2 separate regions of the Homo sapiens genome follow, and region 1 is linked to region 2. A link is an interaction called in ENCODE POLR2A ChIA-PET data of the cell type or tissue named here. Cell type or tissue: IMR-90. All regions are shown on one strand. Links, peaks and the distances in the headings refer to the core of each region. The heading gives the core; the rest is flanking DNA.

Region 1 (15,697 bases), core at 4,362-12,361, 110 kb after region 2:
AGTCACCAAGTCCTGATCATTCAGCCCCTTCATCTCCCCATTTCATTCACTTCCCTTACCTCCACTGCCACCACAGATTACCTAAGTTATTCCAATGGCCGTCTAACTCACCTCCCTGCCTCACCTCTAACTGATACAAAAGCTAGTTGATCATTAAAAATAAAATCAGATTCCCTGATTAAAAGCCCTCACTGGCCCTTAGAATAAAATGCCAAGTCAATAGCATGACCCAAACACCCCCAGTGGGTTGACTACTGCCCTCTCTCCCACCTCGTCACCTGCCACTCACCTTTGGACACTCTAAGCTCCACAGAGCTTATTTTTTTTATATGAATGTACCAAGCTTTCTCTTACCTTAATGGTTTTACATGTGCTGCTTCTTTTCTGCTGACATCTTTCTTTGTTTTTTCCCCTTTTCTTCTTTTGTCAAAACTTTTCTGTGGAGCCCTGCTCCTCACTTAGGTCTCATGTGAATATCTGTAGGTTACAACAGCCTTCTCCAATTGTGCTGTTGCCTCCCACATACCCTCTTTTGCCCGTAACATAACACCCACCACATTGTGTTATTGAATGCCAATTGTCCCTGCCACACTGTAGCTCTGGGAAAGCAAGGACTGTGCCTGTCTTGTTCATAGTTGCATCCTCAAAGCCTCGTGCATGTAAGTGTCCAGTAAGTATTTGCTCAATAAGGGAAGGAATTAAGGCTACTAGGAATTACTAAACAAAGCCCTGCCTTCCCATTCCAGCTGGAAGCGTATCAGAGGCTGGAGCTGGAGGCAATATCAGACTAACTACAAGTTTTTGAAAGTTTACGATGTACATGATGATTGCTTTCATGGGAGTTTGTAGAAGGCACTGCCTGGGAAACAGTGTTACTGGGGGAAAGGTGTTACCGAGGGAAGAGTGTGTGAGCTGAAACTTGAAAAATGAATTTATCAGGGGGACAAGAGGGTGGATTGAGGCCGAAGGAAGGGTGCGTAGAGTCAGGCATGTGAGAGAGCACAGCATAGGCTAGAGTTCACCTGGGCTGGAGTGTAGGCAGAAGCCTTGGGCCAGGGAGAAAAGCCAGGGCCAGATGGTATGACATGCTCAGGACTCGAGATATTTGTCCTGTAAGGGAGGAGAAGTTTTAAGGAATTGTAAGGCAGGAACGAACCCCATGTTTGTATTTTGGAGACTCATTTACAGCCACATAGGAGATGAATTGGAAGAGGTGAGCAATGTTGGGCTCCTTAGAGGTTTAAGCAATAGAAACTTGCTTAATTCATGGGGGATGATTGAAAGGATTCATGAGGAGAGTAGGGAAGACATCTAACCATGTCTATCACTGCACAGCTAGACCTCATAAAAACAGGAATGACGTTGTTCCCGTTTTTCTTATTTAGACAGCTCTGGCCCCTGTGCTGTCCTATTGCCCATTCAGCTTTGGGCAGTCCCTGGTGCCTCCTCATGCAGAGATGCAACTGCTTTTTGCAGCTTCTTTTTGTGTCTTAGCTCTCCAAGAGGGAGGATTTGGTTGGCAGCCACTTTTAATCCAGTGCAGAGCACCCCCACTGTATTAGTCTATTCTCATGTTGCTAATAAAGACATACCCAAGACTGGGTAATTTATAAAGGAAAGAGGTTTAATTGACTCACAGTTCCACATGGCTGGAGGCCTCACAATCATGGCTGAAGGAGAATGAGGTACAAGGTCACGTCTTACATGGCAGCAGGCAACAGAGCTTGTGTAGGGGAACTCCCCTTTATAAAACCATCAGATCTCGTGAGACGTATTCACTATCATGAGAACAGCACAGGAAAGACCCACCCCCATGATTCAATTACCTCCCGCTAGGCCCCTCCCACAACACATAGGAATTATGGGAGCTACAATTCAAGATGAGATTTGGGTGGGGACACAGCCAAATCACTTCACCCACCCCTACCCACTTTTGGGCAGGTCTCTGACGCTGGATCTCCTCCTAGGTCTGTGATCCATCAGCTACCACTGGGGCAGATTCTTTCATCAGCTGTGGCCAGGTGTGGGGCTTGTGGTAACATACAACAATTTGGCTTAAGAATGCCCTAGGAGGAGGGTAGTGGGTATGGCAGGCACTTTGAAGCTTCCCAAAGACAGTGGAGCTGAAAGACCCTCCACCTGGCCTATGTGGCTCAGGGGCTTAGGCCAGGGGCAGGAGACTAATTGGAAGACTTTTGCACCAGTGAGAGGTGGCAAGGACCAGAACTGACAGCAGCAATGTGTGTGAAGAAGAAGGGGTGAATTAAAGCATATATTGAAAAGGTAGAATTGGCAAAACTGAGGGACTTGATTGATTGGCTTTGGGACCTGAGAAAGGATGACTCCTAGGTAGGAACAGGCTGATGTGATCTAGTAATATTTAGTGAGTTAGGAAGCATTGGGAAATAAGCAATAATTTATTACGGGAGAAGAGGATGTTTCACTTCAGATATGTTTGTTTTCTGGTATCTATAGAACCCCCAGGTTGATCAGCCTAATAGGCAGTTGATTAACGGGCCTGGAGGAGATCTGGGTTGGCTGTCCAGTCCTCAGCATTCAGGAGAAAGTTCAAAGCAAGAGAATGGATGGATCCCCTAAAGAGAATATGCAGGAAAAAAAAAAACAAAAACAATCCAGGGAGCAAGCCACAGTGGGCAATCCAATGGAGACTGAGATGAAGTAACCAGGCAGTTATACCTGAGAAAAATATGAAACAGTTATAACACTAATATTTTAGACATTGATGAGGCAATTTATCAATTAGTCTCTGAATGTATTTAAAAATTAGCACATTTGTGTCTTGGATTTTCCTCTGCTGCTTCGTGTGATGTTTGGACATATGTCTGAAAACTTCTAACTGTGTCAGATATTTGCATCACCTTGATCTTCCCTTTAGTCTCTAAAAGATGTAATGTGCAAGTGTGGCAAATGGAAACAGAACAAAAGATTAAATTTAAGGAATTTTTATCTGTTCATTTTTTCCCACATATACCATCATTTGCTATACAATCAAGGCCTTAAATTTACTACCCTTTATAAAGTGGTACCTAATTAGATCTACGCTTACCACTTCCATGTCAAAGAATGTCCCATATTTTCAGATGAGCAATATCTTTCTTAAGGTAAATCAGGTGAAGTACTCTAATATAATTCAGTAATGTCTTTTGTTTTCATGTCCAATATACTTCTTGATGTTTTTAGCGGCTTACGGAGCTACAGCAAAAGACTCCCAGACTGCTGTTTTTCAAATTGCAAATTGTGACTAATTAGTGGGCTGTAAAATCAACTTAGTTGGCCATATCAGTCTTTAAAACAAATTAAATGAAATAGAAGAGAAAATAATGCAGTGTATCACGTATAGAAAGAGGAAGTTTGCTTTGTAAAAATTTTGTTTCAGTTGAGTATGGTGTGCCTGTGTTTGTACAAGTACCTGTGCATGAAGATGTGTATATGCATGTATACGAGTACAGGGTCGAGATATTAAATTTATTTCTTACAGTAGATCGTGGTTAAAAAAAAAGTTTCAACTTTGAGAAACACTGGCCTGACCACTTTTGGATTGATACATGCCAACCTAGATCCCATCACACTGTGAAATCTTTTTTTCACCTTGGTAACCCCAGAATTTAGCACAGTGCCTTCCATGGGGTAGACATGCAGCAAATGATGGTCAAGTAAATGATTGAATGAATGTATGAGCCTTAGTATGGTATGGGTTAATTTTCCCTGAACTCATTATCCTACATTTGCTGATGTTCAGGATAGGCTGTAATACGGGGAGAAAATAAGGACAAGAAATCAACTCAGTCCCTCCAGGAGCTTTAAAAAAGGAAACCTGATTTAGACAGAAACAATTATTATGCATTTCAGCCACTCTACTGGGCAGAGAATGCCTAAAACACGAAATGAAATGGCTATGTATAGCACGTTTATAAAGTTCTGAATATTATCACACAGCCACAATCTTGTTCATTCCACTTAGGAAACACATCAGTTGTTTTAAAAAATTCTTTGTTCTGTTGAGAAACAATTTATCATGATTCTTGTGCTTCTGTATAAAATGGCCCAGCCTAGTAAATATCTGATGATGGGTATGAAAAACAAAGATGATATTTTCATACATTTTTTTCTCTTTCCTAAGGAACAAAACTGCAGAGCTTGTATTTCTCAGACACCTAGGTCATGAGACTTTATCCAGTGACACCTTCCCAGTGGGAGCTGTTCTCTCTAAAATGAGCTAAGTTTAGTCGGGTTCTCAGATGGAACTTGAATGCAGAGAAACTCACAGCTAATAGAAATAGAAAACCGCAGATGAATTCCACACCGCTGGCAAAGAGCAACTGAAATCACCAGTGCAACATCCTGAGAAATTGAACTTGCCACCTCCTTACACCTGGGGGAAAATGTCAAATGTCCTCTGTTACAATATCTGAACAGCTTGTGCAATTTTATCAATAGAGAACAGTCTGCAATCGGTTTTTTTCTAGTTTCCTTTCTGTTAGCTATTTAAGTGAATTCATTGTGTGATGGTGAGTAACCAGAATTAAGTGATGAAAGTATCAAACTGTTTTTCATCAAAACTCTCACTGATGGCAGAGACTCTCAAAATTTGAAGTCATCCATAGCTTTACAAATAGCTGCTCACATACTCTAATTGAAAAGTGTTATTTTGTGTTAGAAAAATAGTAAATAATTTTGTTTAAATATGTTTATGTGATCATAGTATTTTCAGGTTGAAAGGACTTCCCAACTACTACCGAATATTAGCCCAACAACAGGTGCTGGCCTCAGAGGAAGTTTTTCAGGTTCACAATAAAACAAGAACTCTAAGAACAATGTAGTCAGTTCTTCAATAAAAACTAAATTATTATACAGATGCTCCTTGACGTATGATGGGGTATACACTGATGATAAACCCATCATAAGTTGAAAATATTGTAAGTTGGAAATGCATTTAATACACCTAGCCTACCAAAGATCATGGCTTAGCTTAGCCTACTTTAAACATGCTCAGAAGACTTACATTAGCATATGGTTGGGCAAAATCATCTAACACAAAGCCTACTTAATGACAATGTTGAGTAACTCATGTGATTTATTGAATACTATACTGACTACGAAAAAAAGAATGGTTGTATGGGTACTCGAAGTATGGTTTCTACCAAACGGCGTATCACTGTCACACCATTGTGAAGTGGAACCATTGTTAAATCAGGGACTATCTGTATTTGGAGGATTGTTGTTTATCCTGTGATTATACCTATTCCACTTTTTCAGTGTTAAAATACCCTCTGCATTTTTTAAAATGAAACGATGGTGATAGCTGATGATTTTTTTTTTAACTTGCGGGAAAAGGTTGACAAGCCTAAAATGGTAACTACTGATCTAGCCCAAACCTTGATCTAGTATTTGAACCCCCTCCTCCATTCTTCTGTGGTAAGTTCATTTAGTCTTTGCCAGAAACAAGGAATGGGCCATCTCCTGAAGAGCATGCCTCTGAAGAGAACACTCTCAGAATGCTCTTTAATGTCTCTTAGAACATTCAAGTACTCAAATGCTCTTCACTGAGGATGTATCTCTCTAGAAATCTCCCTAATGGTCCTATTATAAATTTGGTACCTGAGAGGAGGTAATTAACCAGAAAATATGCAGAACTGTTTCACTTTTTGGTAAGCTTTTTTCAGATATATTCTAGATTATTTTAATGATCCTCTTTACCGTATATGCATTAGAAAGAATATTGTTAAAATGAAAAGATCCTTGTTGAATCAAATTACTTCCTTCCCCTTCTAATGATTTTTCAGTTTTGAACAATTCATCCAGTGGAATGAAATCCCAGCAGGAGAAAATTGAAGTGTATTTTGAATTTATTATAATAGTATTAACTGGTGCTTGGGAAAATAGGTTGACAATAATTTAAAGTGGCCATCCTCTGAACTGTGATCCTTAATCCTGACAGCTTGTACCATTTCATAGCCACTGTGTTAAATTATTATCATAGTTACTAATCCCTTGCTTTGTAGAGTATTTTAGTTTACAAAGCTGGTTCATATTATGGTCTCACTTAATCCTGATAATAATCCTGTGATGTAGTCAGGAGAGGGATTTTACCTTTATTTTATAGGTGGTAAACTAGAGCTCAAAAATAGCCAGTCACTTGCCTGTGCTCCAGCAACGTAGCAGGGCCAGGGTTCAGTCCCAGGTCCCCTGATTCCAAATTCCTAGCTTTCCCACCAAACCTGAAAAACCTCTCTCCAGGTACAAGGATAAATACTTCTCCTCTTATCTTCAGGTTTGCTAATATCTGATGTTAAATCCACGAAAGAGAAGGTACATCAAAGAATACATGATCAATGATAAATCTCTGGTAAACAGACTTTCAGGTCAATTTGTTCTATCTAAATAGAGCCAAGCAAATAATAAGATCAGCCCTCTACTGTTCTGTGTACACTTGAGCCCACAGTAAATATTGTTGACAGGCTGCTGTGACTAAGTTAGCACACAAAACTTGTAACTATAAAGACATGATACTTCTGACTTGGTACAAACCCACAAAAGAATCTCAGTAAAAATTCTGGAGATATATATATATGTTTATACATTTATATTTGCATCTGTGTGTAATCTATCTATCTATCTATCTATCTATCTATCTATCTATCTATCATCTATCTATCTATCTATCTATCTACCTACCTATGTGAATACATGTATATAAGTGGCACATAGAATTTCTCCCAACTTAGATTAGGATTTCGAGTGACCAACCTAGAATCAGCTTTCTCTCATATTTTTTTCTTTCACAAGAGAGATCAGTTCAGAATAGTAATAGCAATTAGTATTCTGTAAGCAGCAACCCATCTTCAGCTGCAGTGGCAGGATCCAAACAGCCTAAGCCAGAATCCATATGACAGGAGCTCAGTTCTTTTTATTTATTTATTCTAAACACATGTGGTCTCTGCAACTCAGTGGCTTGGGATTGTTATTATAAGGGCAGGATGACAATTTCTGCAAAGGAAAATGGTTATTTGCTTAGCTAAAGTTTAAGGCTGCTAAACAGACTACTGTGAAATATAGAATTAGCTTATCCTTTTACCTGCTGGTTATAACAAGTCAGCTATGTTCAACAGTTTCTCAAGGACAAGAGAGAATTTGTGCTGGCTTTCTATCAAGAAGCTAACTCCAAATAGACAAGAGAAACAAAAGCAAGAGCAGGACCAATAGATAAAAGAGCCCTTGTTAGTGGACTAAAGCGGTTGCTACAAATAGGACAGCGGAAGGAGAGTTGGGAGGGGGAAGAGTGAAGCAAGGTCAAAGAAGGATGATATCAATAGAATATCTCCAAATAGCACAGAATGCAGCAAGAAGTAGCAGCAGATGTCAGTCCAGCCCAATGTCAACCCCCGTGGAGCTATGTAGAAAGACTTGGAAAGAAACAGCATCGCTGCAGTTGGTATTAGGAGTAAAGAGACAGCAGATGATACCTTTCTCCCCATGAATTGAAAGCCATGACTTGCCACTGGCCACAGCCTCATCTCCTTTCTGCCTGGCCCCTTTCAAGCTTTTAGGGTATTTTTTTCTTTATTTCAGATCTTTACTCCCTTCCTTTCCTTTTGATTTCTTTTCTTATTCCAGACTCTCTGGCTGCCAATTCTGATTCCGATCCTCACCCCACTGGCTGTTTCTTGCCTATGCCACCAGGTACCCTGGTTCCAGATGCTTACTCTGGCCTCAGCAACATTCCAGGACTGATGATACATATCCAAGAGAATATATTTACTGCGGCACTCAAAAAATTCCCATCGTGATTTTAGACATTACTGGCATGGATTGACTTTCATAACTGTGGAGAAAAGCCAAAAATGTATAAAGGAAGTCTGTTTTCAGAGTTCATATCCCTTAATTTTAGTGAATGGATGTGGGTGTGTTGAAAACTTAGTTTCTTAAGAACTGCCTAAATTTCATAATTATTTCATTTTCATCCGCTCACAGATGGCTTTGCCCTGGGTGTAAAAATTGAAGAGCCAATATAAAATGATGCTACCTTTACTCTGGCAGTTAAATTTTAAATTTCAAACATTGGTTTTCAGAACCTTGGAGAGCATCAAGCACAGCCCTCCATTTCCCTCACAGGAGCCAGCTCAAGTGTAGGCTGATTTCTCCTGTAAAAATGTGAAATAAGAAATAATGAGATAAGTTGACAGTGAAGCTAGTAAATTCTGTAACAGAAATGCTTTCCGCAATGACCTATTTTTATAGTTTAAGTTTCCGTTGTATAGTGTTGTGTAGCGCTTAAGAGGATGGATGTGGAGCCAATGAGATATGACTCAAAGCCAGATTCTGCCAATTCCTAGTTATATAACGTTGGGCAAGCTGATCTCCCCGAGCCTTAGCTCTTCTAGTCTGTAAAATGGAGCTGCAAAGAGTAGCTACTTCGGCCGGGTGCGGTGGCTCATGCCTATAATCCCAGCACTTTGGGAGGCCCAGGCGGGTGGATCACGAGGTCAGGAGATGGAGACCATCCTGGCAAACATGGTGAAACCCCGTCTCTACTAAAAATACAAAAAATTAGCCGGGCGTGGTGGAGGGCGCCTGTAGTCCCAGCTACTCGGGAGGCTGAGGCAGGAGAATGGCGTGAACCCGGGAAGCGGAGCTTGCAGTGAGCGGAGATCGCGCCACTTCACTCCAGCCTGGGCGACTGAGCGAGACTCTCTCAGAAAAAAAAAAAAAAAAAAAGAGTAGCTACTTCACAGTGTTGAAGTTCTGATTACATGAGATAATGCCTGGAAAACCTTTTGTACCTAGGTGGCACTCACTGCTTTCTCCATGCTTTCAAATGAGTTGTTTCTGGTCTGCTTGGCAACAGCTGTAGTCACCAGTACTGCGGGTTTGGGGCTCTTCAGATTTGCCTTCTTGCTGTGGGTGAGGATCTGGACCGCTGGTAGAGATGACATACCCAGGATGTAAGGAAGCAGACCAGTGCTAGCCTTGGCAGTTTCCACGTGTGCTGGAGGAGGGGCTCCAGGCTAACTCGTCCACTACCTGTAACTTTCACTTGCATGCGCTTTCTGGTCTGCCCATGTCAATCGTGTTATTAGCTATTGATAGTGTTTTCCTGCTTTTCCCTGTGTCCCTCCCCGAGACAACTGGACCATACATTCATTTTTTCGTTTCACATATATTAGTTAAACAACTACTTAGCGGTAGGTATTACGCTAAATGCTTAAAACCCACTTATGCCGGAGGTTGCAAAATTTTTTTGTGAAAAATCAGACCTTGGCGATGACCTTGAGCAGTAGGATATAAATAACTCCCACAAGCTTAAAGTTCCAATAATGGAATACTAGGCATAAATGGCTTAAGATATGGTGATGAACAATATCTGGCCTTTTTCTTCTTAGGAGGAGATTTCTCACCATGGGAATCTTGATGCAAGTTAGATCCCACCCTCACTATTGAGAAGCTAAAAGTGTAAGACTACTCATTTCTCAGTCTTCCTTGCTGCTGGTGTCTGGCCCATGACCTAGACTCAGCCAAATGGACTCACCTGCTCCAGATTTCACATTAGGATCTGGTGTTACAAAAATGCAGGTAGAGTGAAAGATTCTTTCTGGTGGCAGCAGTGGTAGCTGTAAAACCCGATTTCCAAGGTATCAAAGAGCAGTGGTGTTGGCATCAATGTCCAGTGCCCAGTGCTAGCATTGTTGGGGCTGCAGGTCGCTGCCACTCATGTCTAATGTAACTGCACAGTGGAATCAGCCAGGCTGGTTTAGTAGCATGATTGGGCCTGTGGTTCTTCCTGCATAGCTTCCCTTTGTTCCTGTCCCTTTTTTTTTTTTTTTTTTTTTTCTGATGGAGCCTCTCTCTGTTGCCCAGGCTGGAGTGCAGTGGCGTGATCTCGGCTCACTGCAACTCCGCCTCTGGGGTTCAAGCAATTCTCCTGCCTTAGCCCCCCAAGTAGCTGGGACTACAGGTGCCCACCACCATGCCCAGCTAATTTTTGTATTTTTAGTAGAGATGGGGTTTCACCATATTGGCCAGGCTGGTCTTGAACTCCTGACCTTGTGATCCGCCCGCCTCAGCCTCCCAAAGTGTTGGGATGACAGGCGTGAGCCACCTTGCTCGGCCGTTCCTGTCCATTTTCTCATGGCTGTTTTTGTAGCCCTCCTGGAAATTCCATATCATCTTTTAAATAATTTTTTCTTTTCGCGAAAACCAGCTAGTCAGTTTCTATTTTTGCCGCTAAGAACCTTGACTGCTTCACCAGAAATTCAAATCCCAGATCCATCCTTGAAAAACCTTGGGCAAGTGACTTATTCTTTACATGCCTCAGGCTTCTTATCTGTCAAATGGACACTATGGCAGGGGAAAGAGTGTACACGAAGTGTTTTCATATCATATCTGGGACATAGTAAGTGCACAATCTATGTTTGCTCTTATTGACATGTTTAAAAAATAATGAGGACAGGAAAATTCAGAAAGATGGCAAAACTTGTGAGCAAATCTCTTGACTGTAACATATGCTACTCAAACAGGGAAGAAAATGACCAACTTTATTTTAAATTATTTCAGTAATTGAGAATATGAGTGCTCTATAAGGTGGCAGGCTTATAGTGCTTTAGGCTGTATAATTTCTTTCTCTCTTCATGGCATTAAATGAGGTTTCCAGATATCTGTTTTTTTAAAATCTCAAATACAGACTAGATAATAATGACTGATTGAATTTTTAAATTACAACTCGATATTTACGAATACATATATACAGATGTAGAAGGCTGAGGTATGAGGACCCTCAAAAATTCACCTATTACAACCTCCTGTGACTAGCTAGTTCCTAAACATTCAGAATTTAAATTTGCCTCTCCTGTTTGCAAATGTCTCCATTTATGATTCTCACATTTCCTGAAAAGAATTGAGTGCTCACCATTGTTCCAGGGGTGGCTGTGGTAGCCTCTCGTTATTCTTGTGCCTTTCTGTTCAGGAACTTGTGTCTTATATGCAAGCTCAATCTTTTTATAGTTAACAAAACTAAATGTGCTTTGTACTGTTTATTGTCAAAATCAGCTTAAACAAATAGATGTTAGTCTTTTGGGATATTTTGTTATGGAGAACTATGACAGACATAGAGATAGAATTAATATAATAATCTTTCACGTGAAGCTAACATCATTTTCTCTTTTTCTTTTCTTTCTTTCTTTCTTTCTTTCTTTCTTTCTTTCTTTCTTTCTTTTCTTTCTTTCTTTCTTTCTTTCTTTCTTTCTTTCTTTCTTTCTTTCTTTCCTTCTTTTCTTTTCTTTTCTTTCTTTCTTGGCAGGGTCTCACTCTGTCACCCAGACTGGAGTACAGTGGTGTGAGGTGTGAACACAGCTTACTGCAGCCTCAACCTCCTGGGCTCAAGTGATTCTCCTACTTCAGCCTCCTGAGTGGTTGGCACTACAGGCACATACCACCACACATGGCTAATTTTTGTATTTTTTGTAGAGACAGGCTTTCACCATGTTGCCCAGGCTGGTCTCAAACTCCTGGGCTCAAGCAATGTGCCCACCTCAGCCTCCCAAAGTGCTGGGATTACAGGTGTGAGCCACTGCACCTGGCCAGCATCTTTTAATACTTAAAAAAAATCCAAACTTTAGTCCAAATTATTGCTTCATGGTTTGATATGGCTGTTATTTTTTTCTATATTACTTAATTCTATAATCTGTATACCAGTAGTAAGTTGTGCAAACCTTCTGGAAGTTGTATAAGTACCTTGACTTAAGGGAAAATAACTAGAGTGTTAGCCTAGAAGCATCCAAAGGGATACCAGTTTTATTGGGTACCCAATAGTCTTCCCTCAAATTAACCTCTTTTCTATAACTAGCCACCAAACCAAAAGAGCTTGATGGGCAAAAGCCCTAATATGGACAAACAAAACTGGAGCATGAAGATTTAAACAGCTGCAGGAACGGGTTGATTGGAATGAAAGTCCTAGCTTATTGCCCATGTGAAGATCCTTCCTTCCTTCCCTCCTTCCTTCCTTCCTTCCTTCCTTCCTTCCTTCCTTCCTTCCTTTCTCTCTTTCTTTCTTTCTTTCTTTCTTTCTTTTTCTTTCTTTCTTTCTTTCTTTCCTTCCTTCTTTTCTTTCTTTCTCTCACTCTGTTGCCCTGTTGCCCAGGCTGGAGTGTAGTCACGATCTTGGCTCACTGCAACCTCCGCCTCCCACGTGCAAACAATTCTCATGCCTCAGCCTCCCAAGTAGCTGCGATTACAGGCATGCACTACCACACTCTGCTGGTTTATTAAAATATATTTTAAGTACAGATGGGGTTTTGCCATGTTGGCCAGGCTCGTCTTGAACTCCTGGACTCAAGTGATCTGCCTGCCTTGGCCTCCCAAAGTGCTGGGATTACAGGCGTGAGCCACCATACCTAGCCCCATGTGAAGGTGCTTCTAATCAGAAAAAGAATGTATTTTTTAGGGCAGGGAGATGGAATGTGGGACAGTATTTGCAACAGAACCAAACATTGAGGAATAGAATGGCAAATGATTTTTTCTTTTTAATTAAAATGAGAGACTTCAGGATAGATTCACATAAACAATGAAGGGTTGCTAAGTAATAAGTTCTTGGGGAAAAAGGTTTCCCTTTAATTAAGAAACTGGTTTCAAGGGCTTCGATCAATAAGAGATTCCCTTCTAACATCAGCAGCTGTTTGGGGTTCTTTAACAAAATCCTGTTAGCCAGGAAAAAAAGGCGACTATGGGTCAAAATTGTGTAGGAATAACTGTGGTGGCACTTACAATTTTTATCTTTGAGCACCCTCAAATTACTAGGTTCTTCGCTGAATAGAATGCCTTAGTGATTCACATTTTGTAGTTAGGGTTAGACTATAACTTGACTTCTTACCTGTATTTATTTGAAGTTGTAATAACTTTTATTAAAGTTACTAATGGAAATCACCTATAATGAAGGACTTGTATCTGCATATTAACTCCAGCAATTTGTTCTCATAATCCTGAAATTCTAAAAAAAAAAAAAAAAAAAAAAAAGAGAGAGAGAGTCTTTCAAAGGGTAAAGCCACCAGTTTGAAATCGTCGCTTTTCCTGTTTCATGAACATTTTCATGTCACTTGACCAACTGGAGAAGAATGCAGCTACACTTTCATTTTCCACTTCTAATAAATGTTTAGATCCTAATTTTCCTTTTTATGTTATCTCTTGATCTCTTTATTCTTTTTGAGACTTATTTTATTCAGGTGCTTTTACTCGAAAGCTCATTTCTTCTTTTATTCCTGTTATTTGACATTTTTTAGAAGTATGGTTTGAAAATACCCTCTTCCTTTAGACAAATTACTTTTTTTAAACATAAATCTTCTTCAGGGTGGTGATGTGTCAAAATAGTGTGCAGGAGGTAAAAGCTCTGAGGCTGTTATTTATCAATAGGAACTGCGTGTCGATTTTTATAGAAAGATTTGAAAATTACCCATAAAGAACAGTGGGAGTCTAAGCTGAATACAGATATGAATCCAAGTCAGCATGATTGCTGGGGAAAGGATTCGTTCAAATGCAATGCTAGCAAGAAACAAAGAAATTTGTTATGGCCTTAAAAAAATTCTTGGTAAATTCTCCTTGTTTGCAACTGCCTATTCTGTAAAGTGTGTGGAGTTTTTTTTGTTTGTTTGTTTGTTTTGTTTTTTTTTGGTTTGGTTTTTTTTTTTTTGAGACGGAGTCTCGCTCTGTCGCCCAGGCTGCAGTGCAGTGGCCCGATCTCGGCTCACTGCAAGCTCCGCCTCTCGGGTTCACGCCATTCTCCTGCCTCAGCCTCCCGAGTAGCTGGGACTACAGGCGCCCGCCACCATGCCTGGCTAATTTTTGTAATTTTAGTAGAGACGGGGTTTCACTGTGTTAACCAGGATGGTCTCGATCTCCTGACCTGTTGATCCACCCGCCTCGGCCTCCCAAAGTGCTGGGATTACAGGCGTGAGCCACTGCGCCCAGCTGTGTATGGATTTTTTTTTTTAAATCTTCATTATTTCTGAAATTAAATACCATAAAATAAGACAAAATAGGAGCTCTGTAAGGTTCCTTGCAACTGTAAGTGCTTGCTTCTTTTTAGGGGATTCGCTATAGTGGTAAATGAAAATGATACTGTACAGAGAGTTTGCTATGTGTACCCTGTTATCTCACCCAGCATTCACAACCTGTAAGGTATGTATTTTTACCCTTGTGTACAGCTTAGGACATTGAGGCTCAGAGGCATTGAATAAATTGCTAACATACTATGGTGGGAAGGAAAGGAACAGGGACTTGAACCCAGGCAGGATCTCCTCCCTCCAAATTTGTATTCTTTCTGATCTGCATTTATTTTAGCAAATTGACCCTGCATTCCCTAAAGGCATTTCTATTTGTGCATGCCGTATTCTGTTTTGTGACTTCAATTGATTTCCAGTTTTGTGTTTGTGTCACTAAGAGGACGCATTTGTCAGACCAAGCATGGATCATCTCCATGGTGGTGGTGGCATCATGAGAAAGTGAGGACTCTGTTGGGGGAGAACTGACTGAGCACTCCCCATGAGGTGGGACAGTTTGAGGGATTAACTTGCATTGTTTTGATTAATCTTCAAAAGAACTGCATATTAAGTGGCTGGTTAAGCATTTATTCATTTAACACATTGTTAATGGTCTCTTATGTAATCAACGAATGAGACAGACAAGATTCTTGCCTTCATGGAGCTCACATTCTAGCAGGGAGAAACAGACAGGAAACAAGCAAGCAACTTGTGTGGAAATACAGTGACAGGTTGGAAAATATGCTGTCGATGACGTTTGAGCTGAGGCCCAGAGGATAAGGAAGTGAAAGACACATGAGAATCTGCAGAGGCAAAAGGAAGCAAGAGGGAGTGCAATGACCCCAAGGGGACAGCAGGCCTGGAGGGTTCGGGGACAGAAAGGAGTTCTGCGAGGCTGAGTGGAGTGATCAGGGCCGCAGGTGGTTCCAAGGGGGTGGACTAAGAAGTTGGCAGCCATAACTTACAGAACTTGCTAATGGGGGATGAGAGAAAGGGAGGAAGGAATGAAGAATGACTCCTAGGTTTGGGTGTAAGCCACTGAATGGATGATGGAACCTCTATACTGAGATATGGGCAGCAGGTTTGGGGAGGAGAATCAAGAGCTGTTTTAGACGGATTAACTTTGAGATATTTATTAGACAGTCAACTAGAGATGATAGGAGAGAGTTGGCTTTATGAATCTAGAGATTGGGGAGGGGGTTAATAGTCAAAATAGCCCCCCCAAAAGACAACCATATATAGTAATGTGTATGGGTCTAATAACTACTATAATTTTGAAATTGTGATGAGCATTGTGATGTACTTGCTCTTTGGAGATATCCATAAAACTATAGTGCAATATCAAAACATCTGTGATTTCTATTGCTCAGAGGTAAAAGTCTTGCTAATATGACTGTAGTTTGTTGGATTAGTGGAAATAGAGATGTAATATTTTTCCCACCTAAATTCACAAAACATCTGTAATATTTTTCCCACCTAAATTCACAAAACATCTGAATTCTCCCCGTGAGCCTCTTGTGGGTCTCTGGACCCCAGGTTAAGAATCTGGTTTTTATCATTGTTTTCAGTAAACTAACACAGGAACAGAAAACCAAACACTGCATGTCCTCACTCATAAATGGGAGTTGAACAATGAGAACACACGGACACAG
Region 2 (15,697 bases), core at 3,303-11,302:
TCATCACCTCACATGGGTAATGGTTCGTGGTGCCCCAAAACAATTACAACAGTAACATCAAAGATCACTGATCATAGGTCACCATAACCGGTATAATAATAACGAAAAAGTTGAAATACTGCAAGAATTACCCAAAATGTGACACAGAGGCACAACATAAGCACATGCTCTTGGAAAAATGGCACTGATAGACTGGCTCGACTCAAGGTTGCCACAAATCTTCAATTTGTAAGAAATGCAGTATTAGCAAAGTGCAATAAAACAAGCTAGGCCTGTACTTTAAATCATCTCTAGATTATTTAAAACACCTAATACAATGTAGATACTATATAAATAGTCACACTGTATTGTTTAGGGGAAAATAAGGGGAAAAAGTCTATGCATGTTCAGTATGAACGTAACCATTCTTTTTTTTTTTTCTCAAGTATTTTTGACACACAGTTGATAGAACCACAGATGCAGAACCCACAATGGGTATGAGAGGCGAACTGCATACCTATTATCTCAACTCCACTCCACTGGATAGAACATACTTCTCTTTGCTTCCAAAATTAAGTCCATCCTCAAAAACGCAATACGCCTAAAAACAACTCTGATTCATTATACCTTTAAACAACAGATTACTCAAACCAGAGCATTAAGTAAAATGGTTTTGTAAAAACTGTAAATATATGACACTAATAATTCAACATGTATATCACAGTATGAGTGCATATACTTTATGTTAATGAACAGAATTTAAATGAGACGAAGGATAAATGGTGAAGAAATCTTGCCCCCTTCCCTCGTCAACAATTCAGGCAAACCTAAATAAGAGGAGTCACTTATTCCAGTCCCCTTCTCTCAATAAGGAGGAGAGGAAGAGAAACATTCTGCCCCTGGGCGGCATAAAGAACAAACTGTGCTCCTGCAAGCTTCATTCAGTAGCTCTGGACCAAATGAATCAACATGTTTATCTGCTAATACAGCTGAGCTCATTTTAAAGTGTTATGCACTTAAAAGGAAACAAACTTTTTAAAAAACAAAACTAGTAAAAATTAGAAAGTTTTTGTTGTTTTAGCAAATTTAGTTAGGTTTATGAAGACCAAAAATTAACAGAATAAATCTTCTATTTTGTCAAAATGTTTATTCTCAACTGAAGAAGATTTAAGGAAACTCAGGCTCAAAAACATTTGATCTAGGGGTCAAGGACAGTCTGACTTCTTAGTTCTGCCAGCAGTTTTTTAAAGCTGCTTCCTGTACTAGGGAACGTTCACTGTTCTTGCACAAACAATAATAAGTCATTTATACAAACACCTTGGTTATTCTTTCCTTTTAAATTCACTGGTAATAACAAAGGCTACCATCATGATTCTAATAAACATTTTGAGCTTTTACCATTAAATTTCTATTAATTTATTATTTGTGGGGAAACAATTTATTCACTTAACTCAAAAATATGTCTCCAATGCTGCCAATCATGTGCCCGACATTATAGATAAAAGTCAGCAAAAGAGATACAGTCACTGCCCTCCCAGAGCTTCCAGTTTTGCTGACAAGATATTATGGAATTATACATCTATATATATAACCCGGACTATGAAAAGGGAAAAATATACCATGAAAGCAAACAACATGATCTGGCCCTGGGGGTCAGAGGATTCCTTTGGCAGTGATAATTAAGCTGAGATTAGCCTTACAATCACTAAACATGATTTGAAACACACACATTCCAAATCATCCTAGGAGTAGGAATGCTTACAGCTACATGGGGGAGGGGAGAAGAGTTTATAGGAGCCAAGGTAAAATCCATGACTTTAAAAATAAAGGTGAGAGCTTCATGTGTACAACACCAAGAGATCACTTATCTCTGTAGGAAGAAAAGCAATGGCCATTCCTAGCATACTTTCACTCAAAAACAGGTTTCGTAGCTAGAACTATTTTCCAATAATAAAGCCAAACATCAGCTATCAATCTAATAATCTCCAATCATCTCAAGTCCTCCAAACACATTAAAATGAATTTATAACAGTAAATGTATCACAAGCCTCAACACCCCGTATAAACCCAGTAATGAAAAAAGATGTCTTAAGCTTCACATATCACAGGTCATCTAATGTCAGAACAGAAACAAACTTCTAGAAATCATCTTGTAATAAAACACTTTTCACTGTGCAAATCAGGAGTAACACCCGAAGTGAAGCAGCAGCACTTACAATGTCACACATCTAGTTCAGAGTAGAACAGGAGGCTAGAGCATGGACTGCCTGAGTCCACTCTCTATGCTTTTTCTACCAGCATACAGCAGCAAATACATGACAAGAAACACACGTTGCAAATAAATAAGGCAGAATTTTAAGACACAAATTGCATTTCAAAATTTTTATTTTAAAATTTTTTTTACATATTTTTAGGGACAGGGTCTCACTATGTTGCCCAGGCTAGTCTTAAACTCCTGGCACAAGCAGTCCTCCCTCCTCAGCCTCCCAAAGTATTGGGATTACAGGCACAAGCCACCGTGCGTAACTCAAAATTTTTATACATTTTCAACTGACCCACACATGCTGCAGGCTCTAGAAAACAAATGCTCCCTCTTACCACATACCACAGAAGAGTAAAACTGAAAACAACAGCTGGGCACAGTAGCTCACACCTATAATCCCACATGCTATGGGAGGCTGAAGTGAGAGGATCTCTTGAGGCCAGGGGTTCAAGACCAGCCTGGGCAACACAGTGAAACCCTGTATCTATAAAAAAATAAAATTAGCCAGACACAATGGTGCACACCTGTAGCCCTAGCTCCTCAGGAGGCTTAGAAGGGAGGATCCTTTGAGCCCAGGAGATCAAGGCTGCAGTGAGCTATAATCGCACCACTGCACTCTGCACTCCAGCCTCAACAACAGAGCAAAACTGTCTCAAAAAAAAAAAAAAAGGGTGAAGAAAACCGACTATTTATTGACTCCCTAGGGTCTAGGAGCTCGACTGAGTAGCTCATCTACTTTAACATCCATTAATCATCACAACTACCCTCTGATTAGATATTATTCTCATTCTACTGAGACCCAGAAACATTAGAAATTTACTTATGGTTACATAGCAGAAAAATGGTAGAAGTAGGACTTGAATTCAAGTCTAAATCTAAATCCATGTAGCCATTTTACCATTAAAAAGCATTTTTTCTTTTTTTGAGACAGGGTCTCATTCTGTCACCCAGGGTACAGTGCAGTAGCACGATCATGGCTCAGCTCACTGCAGCCTCAACCTCCCAGGCGTAGGTGATCCTCTCGCTTCAGCCTCCCAATTAGCTGGGACTACAGGCGCAAGCCACCATGCCCACCTAATTTTTCTGTATTTTTTGTAGAGATGAGGTTTCACCATGTTGCCCAGGCTGGTCTCAAACTTCTGGACTCAAGCTATTCATCTACCTTGGCCTCCCAAAGTGCTGGGATTACAGGCATAAGCCACTGTACCCAGCTAGTGTTTCTTCATTAAAAAATACTATACAATGTGATTAGGTTTCCCTGGGAACTTACAAATGCCCATTTAATTGCTAATGAAACATATTTTAAAGTTTGGTCTAGGATAACTGCCATTTATAACATTATATCAAAAAGAACTACCAAGTTTTAAACAACTACTTTACAAACAAAATTTGGAACATATTCTTAAGTTAAATGTTATTCATATTTTCTTTTATAACATTCTTTTCAACCCTGCTGTCAGTGCCACCAGAAATGGGTGTTATCTACTCCTATGAAATGTTGGCTCAGACACAAGAAGAAGAGTATAATGCATGACTGCTTAAGAGAACCATAAAAATACAAGAACTACATTTTAATCATTCTGATTTCTCCATTGGTGGACAGCCCATTAACAGCTTCAACTGGGAGAGAGCATACTGCTCAAAAATAAGAACCCAGCAGTCCAAATAGAGCAAAGCACATCATTAATTAAAAGAATACCAGTTTTTGCACAACTACCCACACCATAGGACTTTCTGCTTTCTCAGCTCTGCTAAATTCTGTTACCACTCACGCACCAGGTTCTCAGCTTCCAATATTTAGTTGACGTTGTTTGCCTGCTGTCATCTCTCATCTCGTTCTCTTTACCCTCATGGATTTCTGCTTTTATATGTGTTCACTATCATTTAAGTGGGGAAGGAAATACATGTCTTCTCTGATAATACTGGAGATTTTTAAAGTTTTCTTTTGATCCCTTATGGTATCTGTTTTCTCCCAGTGTTCCAAGTATCACTCCCTCTCCACCTCTCTATGTCTACTTTTTTTTTTTTTTAATGTTGGAGTCTTCCCCCAGATGACCAATGGTGTTAGATTGTTTGCTCATATTTAAGAATAAGCCCCTGAAAAGAACTAACTGAAAGATCTGTGTGGGAAAACAGGGCTTAACGACTGGTAGAATTCACTTAAGGTACTCTCAGCAGAAAGCCTATCAGTATCTGAAGATGCTGTTATCTTCAGTCTTCCACAGGAGAAGGATAGGACAGGCTTGACTGTGCAGTTCTGGAAGGAGAGCAGAGGAAGAGAGCTAACACTTCTATAGTTCAGGCGTAGGTTTCCCTTGATCTCCTTGTTTTTTTTTTTTGTTTTTTTTTTTTGGTTTTTTTTTTTTTGAGACGGAGTCTCGCTCTGTCGCCCAGGCTGGAGTGCAGTGGCGGGATCTCGGCTCACTGCAAGCTCCGCCTCCCGGGTTCACGCCATTCTCCTGCCTCAGCCTCCCAAGTAGCTGGGACTACAGGCGCCCGCCACTACGCCCGGCTAATTTTTTGTATTTTTAGTAGAGACGGGGTTTCACCGTTTTAGCCGGGATGGTCTCGATCTCCTGACCTCGTGATCCACCCGCCTCGGCCTCCCAAAGTGCTGGGATTACAGGCGTGAGCCACCGCGCCCGGCCGATCTCCTTGTTTTAAACCAAGCAACAATCCACGGCCCCTGGTTTCAAAGTCCAGACAGCTCTTCATTAATTTTGCAAAGAATAAACCTTGTTCTCCTGAGGCCAGGGAGTTGGTAGTGAAGGGACTCACCCATCCACAAGGGCACATAGGGAGAAAATCGTAGGGGTCCACCTGTCAGTGTACACAGATTTTCCGACCAGCTCCCCTGTTTTCAGCTCCATTTCTGACCCCTATCTTCCTTAGTATCTGGTGCCTCCAAATGCTGAGACTCTTGGGAGCTTCGGACAAACACAGTACTGCATTTCTTACAGGTATTTTTGTGCACTTACAGGTACTGTGTGATTCCTCTGCAAAGTCAGTCACTACCTGTCCATCTGCTTATTTGAAAGAGGTATAGCAGCTTCTGTCTCCTGTTGTAACCTCTCCCAGTCTCTGATTTCTTTCTTCCATTTAGGCAGGGATTAGGAAATAAGAAGAGATGTACAGGTGTAGCCAATCTGTCACTTTTGGTCAGAAGCCCTGAGAGAGCTCTTTTGAAATCAGCTATCTCAGGATACTGACTTAAGGACTAAATTAGTATTTCTCAAAGTCCGATCACAGACTTGCATTAGAATCCACAAGGATGCTTGTCCACACAGCAGTCTGGGTGATTTTTGCTTTTGCTGTTACATGGAAATCAGATTAAGTCACTCCCCCACTTAAAACTTCCTAATAAGCAGCTTCTCACTCCACTTAAAAGCCAAGGTCTTTCAAAGCCTAAAATAATACGGCCAATGTATGTCTATCTCTGATCCCATTTAATACCATTCTTTCCAGGCACTTTTCTCTACTATTAATATATTCTGACAACACTGGCCTAGACCACCAACCAGTTTATTGCTATCTCAGGGCCTTTGCACATGTTCTTTCCTCTGCTTGTAACGTTCTTCTTCTAGTTCTTGCATGGCCCCTTCTCATTTTTCAGATCTCAGTTCAAAGGTGGACAGACAAAATGTGGTACATCCATATTATGGAGTGTTATTTAGCCTTAAGAAGGAAGGAGATGCGGACATGTGCCACAGCATGGATGAACCTGGAAAACACTACGCTAAGTGAAATAAGCCAGTCACACAAATACTGTACGATCCACTTACATGAGGCACTAAAGCAGTCAAATTTAAGAAGGCAGAAAGAATGGTTGTTGTTAGGGGCTGAGAGGAGAGAGAAAATAAAAAATTACTGTTTAATGGCTGCAGAGTTTCAGTTTCACAACATGAAAAAAGTTCTGGAGGCAGATGGTGGTGAATGGTTGCAAAACAATGTGCATGTACTTGATGTCGCTGAAACGTGCACTTACAAATGGTTAAAATGGTAAATTTTATGTTATATATATTTTACTACAACCTAAAAAATACTTTTTTAAAAAAAAAAGCAAGATAAAAAATAAGAGTTATCTCTTCAAAAGACACCTCCCAAGATCACTCTATGCAAAGCTCTCTCTCTCCTTTCCCCTGCCAGGTAATTATCTGGCACATATCATGGTATACTTTCTTCACAGAACTTAGCACTATATAAAATTATCCTGTTTGTTTATTATCTCTCCGCCAGTTACAGAGTAGGCACCTGGGATGTCTTCTAACACTACCTACACAATATGGTAATAAATATATAATAGGAAGACACTCAATACACATTTGGTGGCTAAATGAATTAACTGTCTTCTAGGTCTCAACCCAGATCTACTAAATGAGAATCTTGGGATTCTCAGACATTGCTTTATTGGGAGAGAAAACTTGCTATTTATGACCCAAATAGCACCTCCCAATCCCAACAGCTAGTTAGGACAATTTGACACAAATGACCTTTAAAATAGATATTCTCTGTTCTTACCACAGAATATGTGCTTTTGATTGGAGGGTTAAACAGTGGGGAAGGTATAGATGAAAGAGGAGTTTCTAACATTTTCATAAAGGAATGCCTGATAACATGACAATATAGTTCCTTTAATTATTCTTAAATGATTAAGCATGTATAACTATCAGAAGAGCTTCTACATAATCAAATAGATCACTAAACTTCTTTATGAAGTAATTCAAAAGTTAGGATAACAAAAAAAAAAACCAAAAAACAGTTTTTCTTTTTTTTTTTTTGAGATGGAGTCTCACTCTGTCACCCAGGCTGGAGTGCAGTGGTGTGATCTCGGCTCACTAAAAGCTCCACCTCCTGGGCTCATGCCATTCTTCTGCCTCAGCCTCCCAAGTAGCTGGGACTACAGGCGCCCACCACCACACCCGTCTAATTTTCTGTATTTTTAGTAGAGACGGGGTTTCACCATGTTAGCCAGGATGGTCTCGATCTCCTGACCTCGTGATCCGCCTGCCTCGGCCTCCCAAAGTGCTGGGATTACAGGCCTCCCAAAGTGCTGGGATTACAGGCGTGAGCCACTGTGCCAGGCCCTTTTTTTTTTTTTTTTTTTTAAGACAGGGTCTCACTGTGTCACCCAGACTGGAGTGCTGCAGTGGCATGACCACTGCTCACTGCAGCCTGACCTCCTGGACTCAAGCGATCCTCCCACCTCAGCCTCCTGATCTCCCACATAGCTGGGACTACAGGCATGCACCACTACACCTGGCTAATTTTTAATTTTTTTTTTTTTTTTTTTTTTTTGTTTTGTAGAGATGTGGTCTCGCTATGTTACAGGCTGGTCTCAAACTCCTGGGCTCAAGCAATCTGCCTGCCTCAGCCTCCCAAAGTGCTGGGATCATAGGCATGAGACTTTGTGCCAGGCCTTCTATTTATGTTCTTGATATTATCTAATTTCCTACAGGATTTTGTTCTCATATCTTCTCTCTGTTATCTTTCCATCTCACCTGGACAATTCTATAGCTCACTCCTAGACAGCAAACAAACACACTTATCTCCCCATTCTAAAAAATATTCACTCACTCTTACTACATGTTCAACCTCTAATTTTCTCTATTCCTCTCCACAACATCCAGCTTTTTTGAAGTCTACTTTCTCATTTCCCATTCACTCCTTAACCTTCAACTCCACACTGGCGAATATGGTCATCAACCCCTTAACACAGCAGTTGCTCTTTCATTAGTCACCAATGAGCTCCTTTCTGTTACTCATCATACCTCCTTCACTGTTTTAATCTTGCTCCTCCTTTTAGATGACTTAAATTCTGTTCATCGCTAAAGTATGAGTGGAAAGTGGGGTAGTGAACCCAGACAAGACTGGGTGTGGCCCTGGCTTCAACAGTTATTGCACTTTTCTGAGCTGACTGACATAGGACTGGTCTGTCTTCCTAAGGGATAACTGAACTAGGGCAGGCACTAGATCCTCATTTATCTTTACATCCTTGAGCTCTTTATATCTTTATATACTGTGTGCTTGGCACATTAAGTAGACACTCAATGGGGCTGTGGAAGGTAGGAAAGAAAGAAAATGGGGAGGGAATGGGTGGGGAAAAATGCAGGAAACAATTTTACTCATCTTTTTATCCCTAAGTACAAAGTAGAAAAGTTAACCATAATAGAACCTCAATTAATGTTTGGTGACCCTTACTGAATACATATATACTACCTATTGCATGAAGATTTGGGTTTTGTTTAATTTCATTGAACGTTTACATTTAAATTCTGAGAACTGCACATTTACCACAAAACTATGGTTGTAAAAACTATACTGTTAATTATAGTTACAGTTGCTGACTCATTAAGCAAATTCATAGTTTTAGAAACATAGTTTTAGTCAATGAAGCAATAAAATATACTTTAGCATTCTTCAACATTCAGACTAGGGGTAGGGGATGATAAAGAGAGACAGCGAAGTTAAGACTCAACATGAAATGAGGTAGAAATAAAAAGAACAACACTGAAGTCTGGCCATAGGGTGGTTAAAAGGCTCTGTAATTTTCCTAAAATTAACTTTCAAATATATGACAAAATTGTCATAAATAAGTTAGTCTAGGTTTAAAGAGCTTTTTTGAAAGTCTGATTTCTGTTACTTAAGAAAAAATAAAATGTCTCTAATTTTTAAACAAAGCACACATAAACAAGCTGCTTTCAATAAATGCTCTTTTACTATATTTCAAAGGAAAACTATCTAGCACTTTGGGGCACTTATTAAATAGTGAAAAGAAAAATATTTCTTTCTAGTTAAAAAAGGATGAAGACAATTCTTGGGGAGTGGGGGGATCCAAGTAACTGAATTCTGTCTATAACTTAAAGTTCCTTTTTTTTTAGCTCTTATTCTCTGTCTTATTTCCAAGTTTCTATTTCCTTTACTTGCTTTTAAATGTCAGTATTCTCCAGAGTGCTATCCTCTCATCCTTCTCTTAAACATGTTCATTGAGCAATCTCATCTGTACCAGAAAAGCACACTGTTTAGGAGTATACCTTCCAGGACCAAATGTGCTTGTGTTTGAATCCTGACCCTACTACTTGCTAGGTGTACAACCTTAGACAAGTTACTTAACTTTTCTGTACCTCAGTCTACTCATCTGCAAATCAAGGATAAAGCAGTGCCAACCTTACAGGGCTGTTGTGAGGCCTCAGTTAATATATATCAAATGCTTACAATGCTGCCTGGCACATAATATGTTTTCTAACTAAGAGTGTTAGCTATAAGAGGGCCATATAATTCACCCAGGGCACTTCTAAGATTTAAGGAAGAGATTATGGGCCAGGTGCAGTGGCTCACGCCTGTAATGCCAGCACTTTGGTAGGCCAAGGTGGGCGGATCACGAGGTCAAGAGATCAAGACCATCCTGGCCAACATGGTGAAACCCCGTCTCTACTAAAAATACAAACATTAGCTGGGTGTGGTGGCGCACACCTGTAGTCCCAGCTACTCGGGAGGCTGAGGCAGGAGAATTGCTTGAACCCACAAGGCAGAGGTTGCAGTGAGCCAAGATCGCGCCATTGCACTCCAGCCCAGCGACAGAGTGAGACTCAGTCTCGAGGAAAAAAAAAAAAGAGAGATTATGTATAATAATCACACTGGAGCGACAAGAGTAAACCAGAACTACCTTAGGCAAATTAAGACAGTATCACCCAACTAGTTAGGATAAGCCATAAAATACAATGATATGCACCATTTCTGCCCTATAAATATCATATAATTAACCTAATAATGTTCAGTTCCAGTTAATGAAAACCTAGCAAATACTTAACTATTATTTCTGAAAGTGGGTTCAGTAGGGGTGATGGCTGAATAGGTCAAAACACTTCAGAAACATCAAGTTAAATAAAGCTAAGTATGTTGGAAAGATGAAGTTTACCATCTAGCCTACCCAAAACTCACTGGTGTGCTAATTGACTTTATAGCTTAAACTAGTCTTATTTTGCAGCTACAAAGTTATTCTGAAATGAAATTAAAATGAGCTACTAGCTTTTTAAAATATAAGGTATGTTATCTATGTTATTCCTCAGGGCCTATCCCATAATGAGTATTAAATAAACATTTCTTGAATGAATGAATGAATATTAAAAACAATTTCTATTATCTCTGAACTATGAGAGATATGGAGATTGTAACAAAGAATGAAATCCTTAAAAGAAAAAAAGATAATTCAAATTTTCTTGTTCACTACTTAAAAACCATTAAAAGCCATTTTTGACCTAATAATTCCATCAACCCATGTATTTCATATGTAAATGTTCAATGAAACAGGACTTGCCATGCCATGGATAAAGTTTTAAAGACGGTAATAAAAATCTTTTCAGGGTTATTATTTCATTTAAACACTACTGATGTTTATCCAGCCAACAAAAAAGTATAATAGCACAAAGACTGCCTTCTGAATACTCCCTAGAGGCCAATCAGCCAGGTGTGAGAATTCTGAGGTTAGGGAAACTCTTTGAAACAGAGTTCAAGAAGAGCTACTTAGAAATAAAGAAACAAATTCAGATCATGATAGCCATAAAGCAGAACCTGCAGAAGGGAGCATCAAAAAACCAAGGGCAGTTTTGCATATTTACCAATTTAATCTACTATTTCAAAAAAGCTGAAGCACTAGTCTTATAGTAGTGACCTGCAAAAATTATCGAGCCACATTTAGTCAACAGCAAATATCCAATGGAAAATCTAATGCAATTTTTATATGGATGCTACTGGAATCTTATATCCAAAAACTGAAGAAGGCCAACCGAAACCCCAAACTACAATTTTATTCTTTCTGATCTTATGTTAGTTCCTGAAATCTGTTATGAGGAAAAATATTCCTATAGGATAAAAACAATAGTGGGGGCTAATATATATGGAAAATACTACACTAAAAAGTTTGCATACATTATTTCCTTTGGTTTTCACAATCATCTTAAATAATACCCGGCTTGACTGTAGGAATCTTAACAGACCCCAAAGGCCGCAGCTCATTTCCAAATGCCTGGTCAGAATTTTCCTTTTTGTAAGTTTGTATACTTTTTTGCTGGCTTAATTTCTCTTTCCTCAGGTATACTCCAACACAATACACTATTAAGCCTAACTACTGGTAAGGTAGAGTCAAATTCTGTTACAAAAAGTTCCATATGACCCCTCTACGCTACATGACATGGTAGCAAACGAAACCATGACAGGCAGCTGTGACGAAAATAGCTATACATTTATAATTTAAAGTAATATTCCTGGCTAGAATTTATTGGAAAGGAAATATCAAATATTGGAGCTAGAAGAGACTTTAGGGACACTAATCAAAACAAAATTTTATTGAACATAAATAAGATGCATTTTTACTGTAAACTTTCCAGTCATTATTGTTGTTCTTAAAGTTTAGCAAGTTTGGGAAGAGAAGCTGGAACTCTTGGTTTTACATCAAAACCAAGATCATTAATTTTCCTACAGTATACTAGGATTCCTTCTATTTTATATTTTTGTGTAACCCAAATTACTCTATTAAATAGTAGAAATTTAGAGCTAGACAAAATTTCTAATCCATCCATTTATTTTTACAGGCAAGAAAACAAAGGCCCAGTGTGTCAAGTAGTTTTATATTTTGGTTGCATACAGTTGGTTACCAAAAGAGTTAGGACTAAAACCCAGGACTTCATTCACATCCAGTGCTTTTCAGCAAAACAAAAAAGTCAATGCTTATCAGTAAGAATTTTAACAGGCCAGGCACAGTGGCTCATGCCCATAATCCTGGCACTTTCAGAAGCCAAGATGGGAGGATCGCTTGAGGCCAGGAGTTTAAGACCCACCTGGGCAACACAGCAAGACCCCATCTCTACAAAAAAATTAAAAATTAGCAGGCATGGTTGCATACACCTGTAGTTCCAGCTACTAGGGAGGCTGTGGCAGGAGGATGTCCTGAGCCCAGGAGTTCAAGGTTGCAGTGCGCTATGATCGCACTCCAACCTGGGTGACAGAGTGAGACCCTGTCTCAATAATTTTTTTTAAAAAATTATAATAACAGTTATCACTTATCAAGCACCTATTATGAGCCTAGCACTACTATATTAAGGATTCTATGTAATTATCTCAAATCCTCCCAACAACATTAAAAGTCCAGATCTATCTGCCTCCAAAGCCAGCTGTACCTTCTCTTCCATCATACTGCTTTCATAATCCCAAGGAGAAATCCAGGTTGGTGGGGCAAGTGGGGGACAGGATGGTTGTTTTGTTTCTTTTTGTTACTACTGAAGTTATCCACATAGAGTTACTTCATTTTTGTGAAGGACTTAAAAATATTAGGTTATGTACATGAAAAACACTTTTACTTATAAAAAAGAAAAGGCTTCCACTGCATCTTTATGAAAACATAAACTAAAAAAGTTGTGAAGACTCACTTATATAAGCAATCAAAGACTAATTCCTTCCTAAGGAATGTGATTTCAACACAAGGCTTTCATTTGACAACTTGGTTTGTTACAGAACAAAGACGTACATGTACACACACACACACACACACACACACACACACACACACACACACACATAAGACTGAAAGGAAATGTGCCAAAAATGTTAAAAGCCACTACTCCCCGACAACTCATAACCACAGTGACCTCCTTCAAGAAATGAGCACATAACCCAGGATCCAGACAATCAAGTTTGCCATCCCCCTGACTCCTGGCTACCGTGATACATTAAGGGATGAAAAACTGACATAAGGAGGAACACAGAGTCACCTCTGAAATTTACCATATAACTGGTGAGAAGGAGTCTATCTTCCTTTCAGACAGTGAGCCGTGATGACGTTGCCCTGAGGCTATAAGCACACAACAGAAGCCTGCTTGAGAATGAAGCCATGGCAGGTGGAAACAGAGCCAGCCCACACAGCAGAAGAAGACCCTTGACATCATCATCAGGGTTCTAGATCCACGCATGCCTGAGATCAGTCCATCTTGGACTCCCATTTACTTAATCTAACATATCCACTGTCTTTTAATTTTTTGCTTGACTGCTTGAGTTGGATTTGTGCTGCTTAAATTTTTAATAGTACTGACTAGTCTCAGAGAGAAGCCCTCAGTTAAAAAATAACACTACACTGCAAAATTTGAAACATTTTAAAATTAGGTCAATTAATCATTTTGTCTATCTAAAATATACTTTTAAATTACTGTAACAAAACTTTTAAAATTAAACTAGTAATACATTTAGTGTTCCTAAATAAGGTTATTCTAAATCTTTATGTATTAGCAATAATTGCACTTATTTACCACATACAACATGATATTTTGAAGTATATACACATTGTAGAATAGTTAAATCTAGCTAACAAATGCATTACCTCACATAGTTATCATTTTTGTGGTGAGAACACTTAATATCCACTATATCTGCATTTTTCAAGAATACAATATACATGGCCGGATGCGGTGGCTCACGCCTGTAATCCCAGCACTTTGGGAGGCCGAGGCGGATGGATCACGAGGTCAGAAGATCGAGACCATCCTGGCTAACACAGTGAAACCCTGTCTCTACTAAAAAATACAAAAAATTAGCCGGGCGTGGTGGCAGGCACCTGTAGTCCCAGCTACTCAGGAGGCTGAGGCAGGAGAACGGCGTGAACCTGGGAGGTGGAGCTTGTAGTGAGCTGAGATCGCACCACTGCACTCCAGCCTGGGTGACAGAGCAAGACTCCATCTCAAAAAAAAAAAACAAACAAAAAAGAATATAATATACATTAACTGTAGTCATCATGCTGTACAATAACTGCATTTTTAAATAGTATTAGAGTGTTACATTGCCTGATATTTTGTTTGTATTAACATTTTTCTAATGGTAGAACATACCACAACTTTACTCCCTTGGCTTTTCAAACTTCTGCCATACCACTCACCAACTATAGGTTATGTTAGGTGGGCAGAGATTTCTTCATTCACACTCCCGGGATACATAAATAGAAGAGGAAGTTCTAAAACCGTGATGATTCTGCCTTCTCCAAATTCACAGAGAACATCACAACCATCACAGAGAAATTCCCTCTTTTTTCCTCTTCTGTTCCTCAGTAATTCTTCCTTCCCTCTGCTCATCCCTCATGCTCACCTTCCCTCTGGACCAACTGGGAGTTTGCCTCTCCTCCTTTCAAAGATTAACCCCATCACCTATGTTCTCATCTCCTCCCAACCTTCACTCCATCTTATTCTTTCTCTGCCAGCTATAGTATTTCCTACCACACTAGCACGTTCCCCTCTGCCATCACATATACAAAAATTTTCTCTAACTTAAAAAAAATATTTCACTTAACCAAGCTGCTCACTTTATTGCTCTCCTACTTTTCACTGACAGATTTTTCAAATGAATGGTTTAAATCTGGTATTTAAGCATCACTCTTCCCTTATTCCCCAAAAGTCTAGCTTCCTCCCTCCCCTCAAATCCCTGAAACTGAATTCATGATATTTCTTTTATTGTCAAATCCAATGGCCCCTTTAATTTCATTTCCTCATGCACACCGCTGTATGTGGCGTTATTTCACTATCCTCTTGTAAAATCTTGCCCATTGGTTCAATGACATTATAATCCATTTTAGCTCTCTTGCTGTTGGACTTCTCTAAAGAGGTCTCCTTTTCCTCTCATTCCCTGTTAGTAAAGTGTGTGTTTCTCATATTCATTCTTCAGTCCATTCTTCAATGTTCATTTTCCATATGCTTTCTCTGAAAAATTATATCTATCATTAAAACTGTGTTGTTCTCCAATATAAGGCAAAATTACAACACACATACAAAAGGGTGAATAACCATTTTCCTTCCCAAATTAGGACTACTCCCAAATTTTCTGAAAATGGCATCACTTGTCTTCCCTAAAACCATGGCATGCACACACACACTCCTCAGCATGCTTCCTATTTTCTATTGCCTAGAACACCCTTCTTCCCTTCTCACCCAAAAAAATTCCTATCAGTCTCAAATGCCCCTTCCTCTGTGAAGCCTTTCCTGCCACACACCCATCACCCAATGAACATGACTTCCTAGTTCTCCCTTCTATAGAACCATGGCACTAAGTAGATACCTTTACTATAGCACTTTTTAAATGATTTTAGGTTGCTATGTTTTTCATCTCACCCAATAACTATGTCCAGGTGCAAGGAGCACGTTTTATTCTTTTTGTTTCTTTAGTTGCTATAACATGATAGGCATGTACTTGGTAAGTATTTATTAGGGGAAAAAAAACACTTGAAAGGTCCCAGTTCAGAATGTCAGAAGCATAATCAAGACACTTCATATACCTGCAGTGCTTTGCAAGCATCAAAGTTGAAAGTGCTAGCTTTGTGAATACCAAAAGCATTAACTGACTACACCAGTCATTTAGCATTTTGGTTTCCTGCCACAAATATACTTCCATCTTTACATGCATATGTGTCTTATCTTCTTAAATGGG

What was found. Peaks named below come from ENCODE experiments on the same cell type or tissue, not always from the same donor. Only the 100,000 strongest peaks of a DNase experiment are listed, where the experiment ranks them.
Region 1: POLR2A ChIA-PET joins it to region 2 with 7 read pairs; 3 of 35 experiments call an interaction of 5 or more read pairs at or near these places.

The regions. Positions count from the first base shown.
Region 1 is chr1:243,895,979-243,911,675 of GRCh38, forward strand. No RefSeq gene overlaps it. Among named protein-coding and RNA genes, the nearest start is that of LINC02774, 14 kb to the right of the region's middle. In IMR-90, for the core only: no CTCF peak of the experiment used is centred there; no DNase peak of the experiment used is centred there; H3K27me3 peaks cover 511 bases.
Region 2 is chr1:243,790,881-243,806,577 of GRCh38, forward strand. The region is part of intron 2 of AKT3 (AKT serine/threonine kinase 3); the gene reads right to left. It overlaps AKT3-IT1 (AKT3 intronic transcript 1), which reads right to left and starts at 3,520. Exons shown (of 2, transcript NR_046761.1): 1 at 3,380-3,520; 2 at 2,325-2,700. In IMR-90, for the core only: no CTCF peak of the experiment used is centred there; a DNase peak (open chromatin) is centred at 8,021.